Linked DNA regions of Homo sapiens: region 1 is linked to region 2. Evidence: chromatin contacts called from ENCODE Hi-C or POLR2A ChIA-PET data. All regions are on one chromosome and are shown on one strand. The core of a region is the stretch at or near the end of the contact, and the rest is flanking DNA. Distances in the headings are between cores, read along the strand shown.

What was found. Hi-C counts contacts between places; a loop is a spot of excess contacts on that map. ChIA-PET counts read pairs that join two places held with the same protein, here RNA polymerase II (POLR2A). Pooled maps may share reads with other maps.
Region 1: a loop to region 2 is called in a map of naive thymus-derived CD4-positive, alpha-beta T cell, with 4 times the contacts of the local background. The contact joins two enhancer-like sites. A Hi-C loop is called at or near these places in 3 of 168 maps with a recorded cell type or tissue (CD4-positive, alpha-beta memory T cell, Caco-2 and naive thymus-derived CD4-positive, alpha-beta T cell), 1 of 37 single-sample maps with no recorded cell type and 12 of 50 pooled maps. POLR2A ChIA-PET finds 5 or more read pairs at or near these places in 18 of 52 experiments (AG04450, CD4-positive, alpha-beta T cell, CD4-positive, alpha-beta memory T cell and 14 more).

What each region holds. Positions count from the first base shown.
Region 1 is chr1:16,957,570-16,963,010 of GRCh38, forward strand. It overlaps CROCC (ciliary rootlet coiled-coil, rootletin), which reads left to right. Exons shown (of 37, transcript NM_014675.5): 26 at 1,014-1,181; 27 at 3,189-3,561. Among named protein-coding and RNA genes, the nearest start is that of MFAP2, 20 kb to the right of the region's middle. RefSeq lists a silencer at 3,441-3,630. Within about 2 kb of position 3,227, at least 23 of the 41 ENCODE cell types and tissues checked have a DNase peak (open chromatin) inside an H3K27ac peak, as active enhancers do; they include HCT116, where a contact is called at or near this core.
Region 2 is chr1:16,901,753-16,907,420 of GRCh38, forward strand. No RefSeq gene overlaps it. Among named protein-coding and RNA genes, the nearest start is that of RNU1-2, 8.6 kb to the left of the region's middle. RefSeq lists enhancers at 2,076-2,355, 2,542-3,181, 2,826-2,875, 2,976-3,025, 3,182-3,821 and a silencer at 3,562-3,856. Within about 2 kb of position 2,498, at least 41 of the 41 ENCODE cell types and tissues checked have a DNase peak (open chromatin) inside an H3K27ac peak, as active enhancers do; they include HCT116, where a contact is called at or near this core.

The DNA.
Region 1 (5,441 bases), core at 1,977-4,476, 57 kb after region 2:
GTAGCTGGGATTACAGATGCCCGCCACCACACCTGGCTAATTTTTTTGTATTTTTAGTAGAGACAGGGTTTCACCATGTGGGCCAGGCTGGTCTCGAACTCCTGATGTCAGGTGATCCACCCACCTTGGCCTCCCAAAGTGCTGGGATTACAGGCATGAGCCACGATGCCTGGCCCCCCCAAATTTTTTTAATTAAAAAAATTGTTTTTAATTACAAAAAAAGAGATCACAACTGGATAGCCAGAGATATTCTGATACTCTGATAGCCAGAGATACCACAGCCCCCTTCACCCAGGCCCCTTCCTGAGAAACCACAAGACTCCCGGAAAGGAGCTGGCATTTGCGTGCCAGCTTTTGCTGGACGCGTTGCATGCTACGGCCTCTCCTGTTACCCCTGCTGTAGCACATGGGGGAGGTAGGCAGTACCCCTCCCTGCTCCTGTGGGGAAATAGGGGCTTAGAACATTGCCGTTGTCTCAGATCGAATCCCAGTCTGGTGTGTGTGGGCTGTGTGACTTTGGGGAGGTTACTCTGACACTCTGAGGCTCAGTTTTCTCATCTGTTAGATAGGGATAATGTTACTACCTACCTCATATAGCATTGTACCAAGATTAAACGAGTTAATATAACTGAAGTGCTTAGAACAGGACTGGACACATGGTAAGCGCTCCAAAAACGTTCATCGCCATCGTAGAGGGGAAAGATAACCCAGGGAGCTGTGGTTCCTGCCTGTGAACTCCTGGTCTGCTAAGGGCTGAGCCCTCCTTCTATTATACCCACCCCTTTATGAAAGGTAGTTTTGGCCCATTGATTAAGTGGTAAACAGGCCACTGGTGCCCAAGTGCCTGGCATCGCCCAAGTTCAGTGTGGTTGTGTAGGGGCCGGCTCCCAGTGGATGTGGGGTGGTATTTGATACATGTGTCCCTACAGCAGTAGGTACCAAGTGGCCTTGGGCCAGAACTGGGAGGGTACAGGGGCAGAGCTGAACCTGCTGCCATTCCCGTGCTCTCACAGATGAAGATGCTGGACAGTGAGAACACCAGACTGGGCCGGGAGCTGGCGGAGCTGCAGGGCCGCCTGGCGCTGGGCGAGCGGGCAGAGAAGGAGAGCAGGCGGGAGACCCTGGGCCTCCGGCAGAGGCTGCTGAAGGGCGAGGCCAGCCTGGAGGTGATGCGGCAGGAGGTAACTGAGCAGGCGGGCAGGCTGGTGCATCTTTCCTTCCCCCAGCAGGAAGCAGGTGGGCACCCCAATGCTGGGGCCATTCTGAAAGGCCACTCCCTAGGGCTTGCTCCTTCCCCCACTCCTTGAGACTCTTCCCCAGTTGTAGTAACAACAACCCAAAGAACAGTGGGCCTACTGTGTGCCGGCACAAAATGGGTAGGGAGAGGCCCTGTAGATACAACCTTGTTTGATTTCCCCAGCAGCCCTATGGGGTAGGTACTGTTAGCCCTTTTTATTTAGTTATTTATTTTGAAATGGAGTCTCACTCTGTCGCCCAGGCTGGAGTGCGCTGGCACCATCTCGGCTCACTGCAACCTCCGCCTCCTGGGTTCAAGCAATTCTTCTGCCTCAGCCTCCCGAGTATCTGGGATTACAGGTGCTTGCCACCACGCCCAGCTAATTTTTTGTATTTTTAGTAGAGACAGGATTTCACCATGTTGGTCAGGCTTGTCTCAAACGCCTGACCTCAGGTGATCCACCTGCCTCGGCCTCCCAAAGTGCTGGGATTACAGGTGTGAGCCACCACACCCTTCCTACCATTAGCCCCATTTTACAGAGCCCTCAGAGAGGTCGAGGGATCTACCCAAGGTCACACAGCCACCTAAGTCTGTCTGACTCCAAAGCCCACAGGCTACCCGCTCTGCCTTTTCCGGCTGTTTCATTGCCATGAATCTGTTGTGTGGCCTGAACCAAGTCACGTCATCTCTGTGCCTCAGAGCGCTCATGAGAGATGGGCTAGCACAGCCGAGCATGTATGAAGGGCCCTGGCACAGGTCCTGGCAACCAGCTGCTCAGTAGATGGGTTTCCAGTGAAACTGGTGACCGTGAGAGGTTGACTCTCTAAATGGCAGGGGTGGCTTTGTGTCTGTGTGACCATGCATCCCATCAGGAAATGATATTTTAGTGCATGCCCCCATTGTGTGCAAATTTATTGATAAATTATGGGCAAGGGCGGCAATGTAGCCTAGTGGTTAAGGGAACAGCCTCTGGACACAGCTCCCTTTGGAACCAGTGGGCACTTAACCTTCCTGGCTGTTCACTGTGTTCTCAAGTGCAGCCCACAGCCCCCGTGTGGCCCCGTGTGGTATGCCTCCCCGCCTTTCCCCCACCCCCCAGGGCTGTGAGTACATGTGATTAATAAGCTGCTGTCAAGCTATTAAAAACAAAAAACAAAAAAAAAAACAGAAACAAAAACAGCCGGGCGCAGTGGCTCACACCTGTAATCCCAGCACTTTGGGAGGCCGAGGCTGGCAGATCACTTGAGGCCAGGAGTTCGAGAGCAGTCTGGCTAACATGGCAAAACTCTGTCTCTACTAAAAATACAAAAATTAGCTGGGCATGGTGGTGCTCACCTGTAATCCCAGCTACTCGGAGGCTGAGGTGGGAGGATCACTTGAACCCAGGAGGCAGAGGTTACAGTGAGCTGAGATTGCCCCACTGCACTCCAGCCTGGGTGACAGAGCTAGACTCTGTCTCCAAAAACAAACAAACAAAAACCCACAAAAACAACAAAAAAAACAGCCTTTGGAGCTAGAGTGCCTGGCTTTGAATCCCAGCTCTGCAGTTTACTAACTCTGGCCTTGGACAAGTTACTTAGCATCTCTGTGCCTGTTTCATCTTCTGTAAAGTGAGATCGATTCATAGAGTAGTAATTAGAGTTAATATTTTTTGGAAAGTTACTTAGTGCCTGGCACTGATAAGCCCTATGTATTCAAATGCCAGCTGTTATTACTAATAAACTATGGGCATTACAAGGCTTGTATAAAGAATAAAGAGATTAATAAACAAGTTCTAGTATTTCCTCCCACGGGGATGTTTTTGCACCGCCTGCTTGAGTGGCGAGCACTAAAGGAGAAAGGGTTGTACTGACCACACAGTCAGGGATGGTGGGCTCCAGTCTGGGCCTTAGGGGTGGGGCGTCGGGTTGGGAGAGGTCTTGCCGACCTCCACCTCCTGGCATCACTCCAGCTCCAGGTAGCCCAGCGGAAGCTGCAGGAACAAGAAGGCGAGTTCCGGACCCGCGAGCGACGCCTGCTGGGCTCCCTGGAGGAGGCGCGTGGCACTGAAAAGCAGCAGCTGGACCACGCCCGCGGCCTGGAGCTGAAGCTGGAGGCGGCGCGGGCCGAGGCTGCAGAGCTGGGCCTGCGGCTGAGCGCAGCCGAGGGCCGGGCACAAGGCCTGGAGGCCGAGCTGGCCCGCGTGGAGGTGCAGCGGCGCGCGGCGGAGGCCCAGCTGGGTGGCCTGCGCTCGGCTCTGCGCCGGGGCCTCGGCCTCGGTCGCGCGCCCAGCCCAGCCCCGCGGCCAGTGCCCGGTTCCCCTGCCCGGGACGCACCCGCAGAAGGTAAGGGCAGTGCCGCGCGCAGGGAAGGGGGGAGGTGGGCGGGCCGCACTGAGGCCCCGCCCCCACATGGCAGGGTGTTTTTGTTTTTGTTTTTGTTTTTTTTCAAGGAGCCCACCACACCTCTCCACTGAGGTCCACTTCTTAGCCCCGTCCCCTCACCGAGACCCCTCCCTTCACTGATCTGTGCTTCTCAAGGGCGCTTCTTTTTTCTTTAGACCAGGCCTCATCTGTTTCCCGGGCTCAAGTGGTCCTCCCTCCTCAGCCTCCTGAGTAGCTGGGACTACAGGTGTGCCACCACGCCCAGCTAATTTTTGTAGTTTTTGTGGAGACGGGGTCTCACTATGTTGCCCAGGCTGGTCTTAAACTCCTGGCCTCAAGCGATCCTCCTGTCTCAGCCTCTCAGGGTTGGGATTAGAGGCATGAGCCACGGCACCCGGTCTAGGCCACTTATTTTTTTGGGGAAGTGGGGTGATTCTTTTTTTTCAACTTTTGAGACAGGATCTCACTCTGTCACCTCAGTTGAAGTGCAGTAGTGTGATCTTGGCTCCCTCTGCCTTGGCAGCCTGTGCCTCCTGGGCTCAAGTGATTCTCCCACCTCAACCTCCTTTGTAGCTGAGACTACAGGTGTGCACTACAATGTCTGCTTAATTTTTGTGTTTTTAGTAGAGATGGGGTTTTGCCATATTGCCCAGGCTAGTCTTGAACTCCTGGACTCAAGCGATCCTCCCACTGGGATTACAGGCGTGAGCCACCGTGCCTTTCCTGGACCGGGGGCTGGAGGGCTCTTAATGCCTTTGACTCCTTATCTGATTTTCTGAGCTTCCATCCTGCCATATACTCCCACATACTTTCAGTCATCTCTAGGTTACTTAGGATACCAAATACAGCTAAGTGGAAATCTTACACTTGTTACACTGTATTGTTTTTAATTATTCTTTTTGTTTTTTTTTGAGATGGCGTCTTGCTCTGTTGCCCAAGCTGGAGTGCAGTAGCACGATCTCGGCTCACTGCAACCTCTGCCTCCTGGGTTCAAGTGATTCTCCTGCCTCAGCCCCCTGAGTAGCTGGGAGACTACAGGCGTGTGCCACCACGCCTGGCTAATTTTTGTATTTTTAGTAGAGACGGGGTTTCAAGGCTGGGCGCGGTGGCTCATGCCTGTAATCCCAGCACTTTGGGAGGCAGAGGTGGGCGGATCACGAGGTCAGGAGATCGAGACCACAGTGAAACCCCGTCTCTACTAAAAATACAAAAAAAATTAGCTGGGCACAGTGGCAGGCACCTGTAGTCCCAGCTACTCGGGAGGCTGAGGCAGGAGAATGGCGTGAACCCGGAAGATGGAGCTTGCAGTGAGCTGAGATCCCGCCACTGCACTCCAGCCTGGGCGACAGAGCTAGACTCCGTCTCAAAAAAAAAAAAAAAAAAAAAAAAAAACAGGATTTCAGCATGTTGGTCAGGCTAGTCTTGAACTCCTGACCTTACGTGATCTGCCCACCTCAGCCTCCCAAAGTGCTGGGATTAAAGGCATGAGACACTGTGCCCGGCACACCTGGCTAATTTTTGTGTATGTGTGTGTGTGTATATAAATATACATATATATATATGTATATTTTTTTTTTTTAGGAGAGATGGGGTTTCACCATGTTGGACAGGCTGGTCTCAAACTCCTGACCTCCAGTCGGGATGATCTGGGAACAGATGATGGTGATGGCTGCACAACAGTGTGAATGTAATTCATGCCGCTCAGTTGTACACTTAAAAATGATGAAAATGGCCAGACACGTTGGCTCATGTTTGTAATCCCAGCACTCTGCGAGGCCGGAGCGGGTGGATCACTCGAGGCCAGGAGTTCAAGACCAGCCTAGCCAACATGGTGAAACCCT
Region 2 (5,668 bases), core at 1,248-3,747:
CTATAGGCTCTGGCAGAAAATTTGACTTAACTGTTGAAACCTTTGAGCCCAAATATTCTGACCTTTATCAATCAATTCACATGCTGGTGAAGAAGGCAAGGCCACTAACTGGTTGCAAAGGCAAATTGGAAGGATTTTCAAAAAGGGACTGAAGCAGAACATGAAAGGTTCACATTTTCACCAAATATCTCCATGTTGCCACTCCCCAGGTCCTTCCTAAAAATATAGATTGGAGGATAATTCAGCATTGTACTAAAAAGCCAGACAAATCTGTCTTTGCTTAATTAAAATGGTTTGAGAGCCAGGTGTGGTAGCTCATGTCTTTAATCCCAGCACTATAGGAGGCCAAGGCGGGCGGATCACTCGAGGTCAGGAGTTCGAGACCAGCCTGCCAACATGGTGAAACCCTGTCTCTACTAAAAATACAAAAATCAGCCAGGTGGCTACTCAGGAGGCTGAAGGAAAAGAATCGCTTGAACCCAGGAGGCAGAGGTTGCAGTGAGCTAAGATCCTGCCAGTGCAATACAGCCTGGGTGACAGAGAAAGACTGTCTCAAAAATAAAAATTAAAAAAAAAAAGAAAAAATCAGCAGCGTAGTAGAAGTATAATGCACACAAGAATGATAATCATGAAGACAATCTGATTCTAGAAGAGTAAGGGAACCTATTCCATTAGAGAGCCAACTGAAAACATCAAATCCCAGTTCACACCCCAGGGTGTGGGGGCACGTGCCTGTAGTCCCAGCTACTCGGGAGGATTAGTAAGGAGGTTTGCTTGAATATGTGAGGTCAAAGCAGAAGTAAACCCTGATCATGCCACTGCACTCCAGCCTGGGTGACAGTGAGACCTTGTCTCAAAAACAAACAAACAAAAAACCCACAAAACCAAACAACAACAAATTGTCACCTCACTCTGAAATGACAGTGGCAAACATCACTTTGCTATTGGAAAATTAAAAGAAAAACACTCCCTCTTGCTATCAACCTGCCCTCTTGCTCTAACATGTCTGACCCATGGTTTAAAATGCCCAAAAGCTGATGTACTCAAATTATAATACACTTACCTGTTCTGCACCAGCATTTATTTTTGTCTGGAGGAGATCACCATCCATGGTCCTGTAAATGTCTAACGGCATGGAATGATGAAGGGCAGTGTCTTTTAGGATATTTGGTTATATCTATATATATGGCTCTGAAGAAACCCAACATTGGGCGAGTTCCCTCAAACTTTTCACTAGGCATGACCACTGCTCTATTTTAGATAGAGATTCTGTGGGGCAAAACCTGAGAATTATCTGCCTGGCTATCAAGAAGATAGCTCCTTGCATTTTTTTGGGGAGAACACTTGCTTCAAGGGAGTGTTTCCTCCCAGGATTACAAATCTTTTTGTAACCTCAGGAAACATTGCTGATGAAAACCAGGCATGGTGGCTCTGGCCTGTAATCCCAGTGACTCAGGGGCTGAGACAGGAGAATCACTTAAGCCAAAGAGTTTGAGGCTGCAGTGAGCTATGATGGCGCCACTGCACTCCAGCCTGAGCCACAGAGCCAGACACTGTCTCTGAAAGAAAAAGAAAAAGAAAGAAAAACATTGCTGATGAAACTGCGGCCTCTTTTGCAGCTCTATAAAAAGGTATTTAGTCACTGGCTAAGGTTGTACTAGATAATCACATCACTTTAGGTGATACATTTAGCTGAGCAGGGAGATGTGTGGTGGCAAATACCTTTTGTTGCATATACATATACATTTCCCATGTAGTAGAACCTTCTCTAGAAAAAATCAGAAAAGAAGCCACTTGGCTGCAAGAAATCACTAAAGAAGAAATGGGGTTTGATGTTTTCCCTGATGTTTTCAGTTGGCTGAAACATCAAATCCCAGTTCCCTGGTTCCCTTACTGTTCCAGGATACAGATTCTCTTTGTGATGATCATTCTTGTATGCATTATATTTCTACTACTCAAATTATTAATGTTATGTATTTCTCATTGTTTTACTTCTTTTGAGAAACTAAATTCATGGTACTCTGAAAACTAGAGATGATTCAACAAGTGACAGCAACTATAGAATTGGCCGAGATATCTCTCTCTCTCTCTCTCTCTCTTTTTTTTTTTTTTTTTCCATGTTGTGATGCCACACCAGTTCAGCTTTTGGACGCTGTTAAAAAGAGAGGTCTCCTTCCCTCCCCTGACCCCCGTGTGGGACAGGACTATCTGGGAATGAGCCATTCTGGCAAGGAGGGACACAGCTTTTGATCGACAATGCTTTCAAGAAATACTTTTTTTTTTTTTAAACGGAGTCTCGCTCTGTCGCCCAGGCTGGAGTGCAGTGGGCGATCTCAGCTCACTGCAAGCTCCGCCTCCCGGGTTCACGCCATTCTCCTGCCTCAGCCTCTGCGAGTAGCTGAGACTACAGGCGCCCGCCACCACGCCAGGCTAATTTTTTTTTTTTATTTTTAGTAGAGACGGGGTTTCACCGTGGTCTCGATCTCCTGACCTCGTGATCGGCCCGCCTCAGCCTCCCAAAGTGCTGGGCTTACAAGCGTCAGCCACCGCGCCCGGCCAAGAAAGACTTTTCATCTAAAGGGAGAATGGGGAAAGAAGAGAACTTTTTTATTTTCAAATTCTCAGGCCCAGCGAGGCATTACATTGAGACAGCAACCACATTCTGCTTCCTTTTTGTACACTACTGTATTTGAAAAACAAAAAAACAAACCTACAAGACTCATAAAACTGGACAACTTTCTTTATAACACTACTACTCGTAAAACCAGTAAGGATGGCTGGTTTGCAGTTATCTGAGCAGCTTCTCTAGTTTCATAGACATGATTTCTCTCTGTTATTAAAGGGCTCCCAATTTTAAGTGGAATGCTACTTCACAAAGATAACCAGGTTTGAAAGGGTCCGGTTTGCTTTGTAATCCGAAACGTTCCAGTCTGCTATTAAAAGCCATTATTTGAAGACGGGTGCACAGGCTTCCAGCTGCCCGCCAGAAGGGTCCTCCGCAGGACACAGGTTAAGTAATCACTTCTTCGGGGGAGACTAGATGCAGGGTCTCGGCGCACCTCCCCAAAAGACAAGGGCGAGACAGAAAGGAGGGACAGGCGGACGTCACTTCCCCCGCCGGCTGCGGCACCGGGTTGGTGGGCTGAGTGGAGGAGGGTGGGGCGGAAGAACAGAAGGGGACTGGGAAAGGCACTGTTGGTGACATCACCGATAGGGCGTTTCTATGTAGATGAGGCAGCGCAGGGGCTGCTGCTTCGCCATGAAGGATTTCCCGTGCTGTAGGAGCAAGTCCGGGACCGCTGGCTGGACGTGAGCGTCCTAGCTGTGCGTTAGGGCTAGGAGGGCTCAGGGTGATTGGGGATTGGCTGGGGTGGTGCTCGGGGCAAGTGACCGTGCGTGTAAAGGGTGAGGCGTATGGAGCTGTGGCGGGGCGGAAGTTCACATGTGTGGTATGTAGAGCACATGTTATGGTTATCAAAGTGGTTTACTGTAAGGCTGAGGGCTATGCATTCTATGGCTATGTTGTTGTCTCTTATTTTTCCAAACGTGGAAACCTCTGTTTTGTAACTTGTAGTAATAAGGTAGAAATTAAAAAGAAAAAGTATTTTCCTGTACTTGCTTGGCTGCAAGGTCAGGAACAGATAGTTTCTGAAAAACCACATCGCTGAGAAATGAGTTCTGGAGACTCTCTTAACAGTCTGTTATCCCTAGGAAGGATAAGAGCAAGAAACAGCAAATGCTTTTATTACCTTCTCTTTTCCCTTTACCATTTCTCACTATTCAAGTTTTGTTAAGTTCTTGATTTCCCTTCAGTGCAGCTGCAAGGTCACCAGCTATTCTTGCCTCGTGAGACCTGTCACAGTTTGACTAGCTGCCTTTGTTCTGCTTCTGTAAGCCCTCTTGCCTGCCCCGCGAGTTTGGTGCCATCATAGTCCCACCATGCCATTCAAACTAGCCAACCCCCTTTTTGAAGTGTGTATAAAAGTCAAACCCTGTCTTTGTTCGGGGCTCAGCCTTTGGATTTTAATCCTCTGGGCCTGAGGGCACTCAATAAAATCCTCCTGTTCCACCCATTGGTCTCTCTGTTCTCCTGATTCCCACAACAGTAGTAGGGGACTGTGTCTGCACTTTCCCCTGGTCTTTCACGGTATGAATAATAGCCTTTTTTTTTTCGCCTATAGTCGCAGGCTCGGTCTCAGTGATTTTATGGTGTGGTCAGCTGTTTTTGTTTTTGTGAGACCTTGTTTACTGTCCTGGGACAGATGTCTGTAGTCACTTGTTTCCTTGGGAGGCAAATTTCAGTCTCTGTGGCAGAGGTCTCTCATGTTAGCTGTGGTGGTACTTGGCAGGCGGAGCTCAGGGATCTAGGCTTCCCTGCTTTGTAGACTGCTCAATGGTCCCCAAGGCCTACTGGCTTTTACCACCACTTGAAAACCTTAGTGTTTTTCCACTGTCCCCAGAGTCACCTCTTACACAGACTTATTTTGTTTGTCTTTTTCCCCGAGACAGAGTCTCACTCTATCTGGTAGCATCTTGGTTTAAGCGATCCTCCCACCTCAGCCTCTGGAGTAGCAGAGGCACGAGTCACCACAGCCAGCTAATTTCTGTTCTTGGTTTTGTTGTGGTGGTGGTTGTTTTGTTTTTTAAGAGTTGAAGTTTCACCATGTTGCCCAGGTTGGTCTCCAACTCCTGGACTCAAATAATCCGCCCTGCCTTGGCCTTCTAAAGTCCTGGGATTACAGGTGTGATCCATCACACCTGGCCAGCCCCTGCTTTTCACTATAGCATTCATGGGAGTTTGCAGGATTTCTGTGCTGGGGGGAACGTGTACTCAGCTCATACAGCCAAGTAGAAATTGTACTTGGAACTGGTGCCGTTGGGTTGTAGACATAACATGCTTGCTGTTTGTATGGGAAGGGCTTTGCCAGTGCTCTGTGCCCCTGTGCAGGGCATCCAGGCCTGCAGGTCAGAACGGCAGTCTCACCTATGAGTTTGTGTAATACGCAGCAATTCTCCCTGGAATATAAGATGGGTGGTCTTGTGAGGTTCCTACAAGTAAGAAGACAAATTTCCCTTCAGTTTGTATTGACAAAATTCAAAATTAATAATAACAGCCCAACCTCTTGAATGATAAATGTCCTTTACATTGACAGACCAGAACTGCCCTGCTTGCCTCAGCTCCTCTGTGCAGGTGCAGCTCACAATTCCCCCCACACAGGTCATTTCCTCCCTGCTTTCTCCAAAAGAGGGAGACAGCAGTTCTGCAGGACCACAGGGCTCAAGGCCTTCCAGGGCCAAAAATCTCAGAAGAAGTTGCCCGTTCTGCCTGTACCTCACGACTGACCTAGAAATGGCCTTTGCTAGGAGCAAAGTAGGGGGAAATGGTCGCCAGAGCTGGGGCCTGGGTACTGGGCCAGGTTACCCCACAGGAGGGGAAGTACTCAGGGTTAGAGGGGGCCAAGCACCAAGACCTCAGCATCCTCAACCTCCAAAAGGACTCAGAGAGATGCAGAAACCGAGACAGGGTTCCTCTTTCAAGGAAAGAGACTTTTGAGGAAGACCCCAGGGCTCTGAACCAAAATCCAGATTTTTCCCCATCTGCAGCTTAATTCCACCTTAGTTGGTGCAACTTCATCCTTCCCCTATGCTCAGGACAAAAAACAGTTCT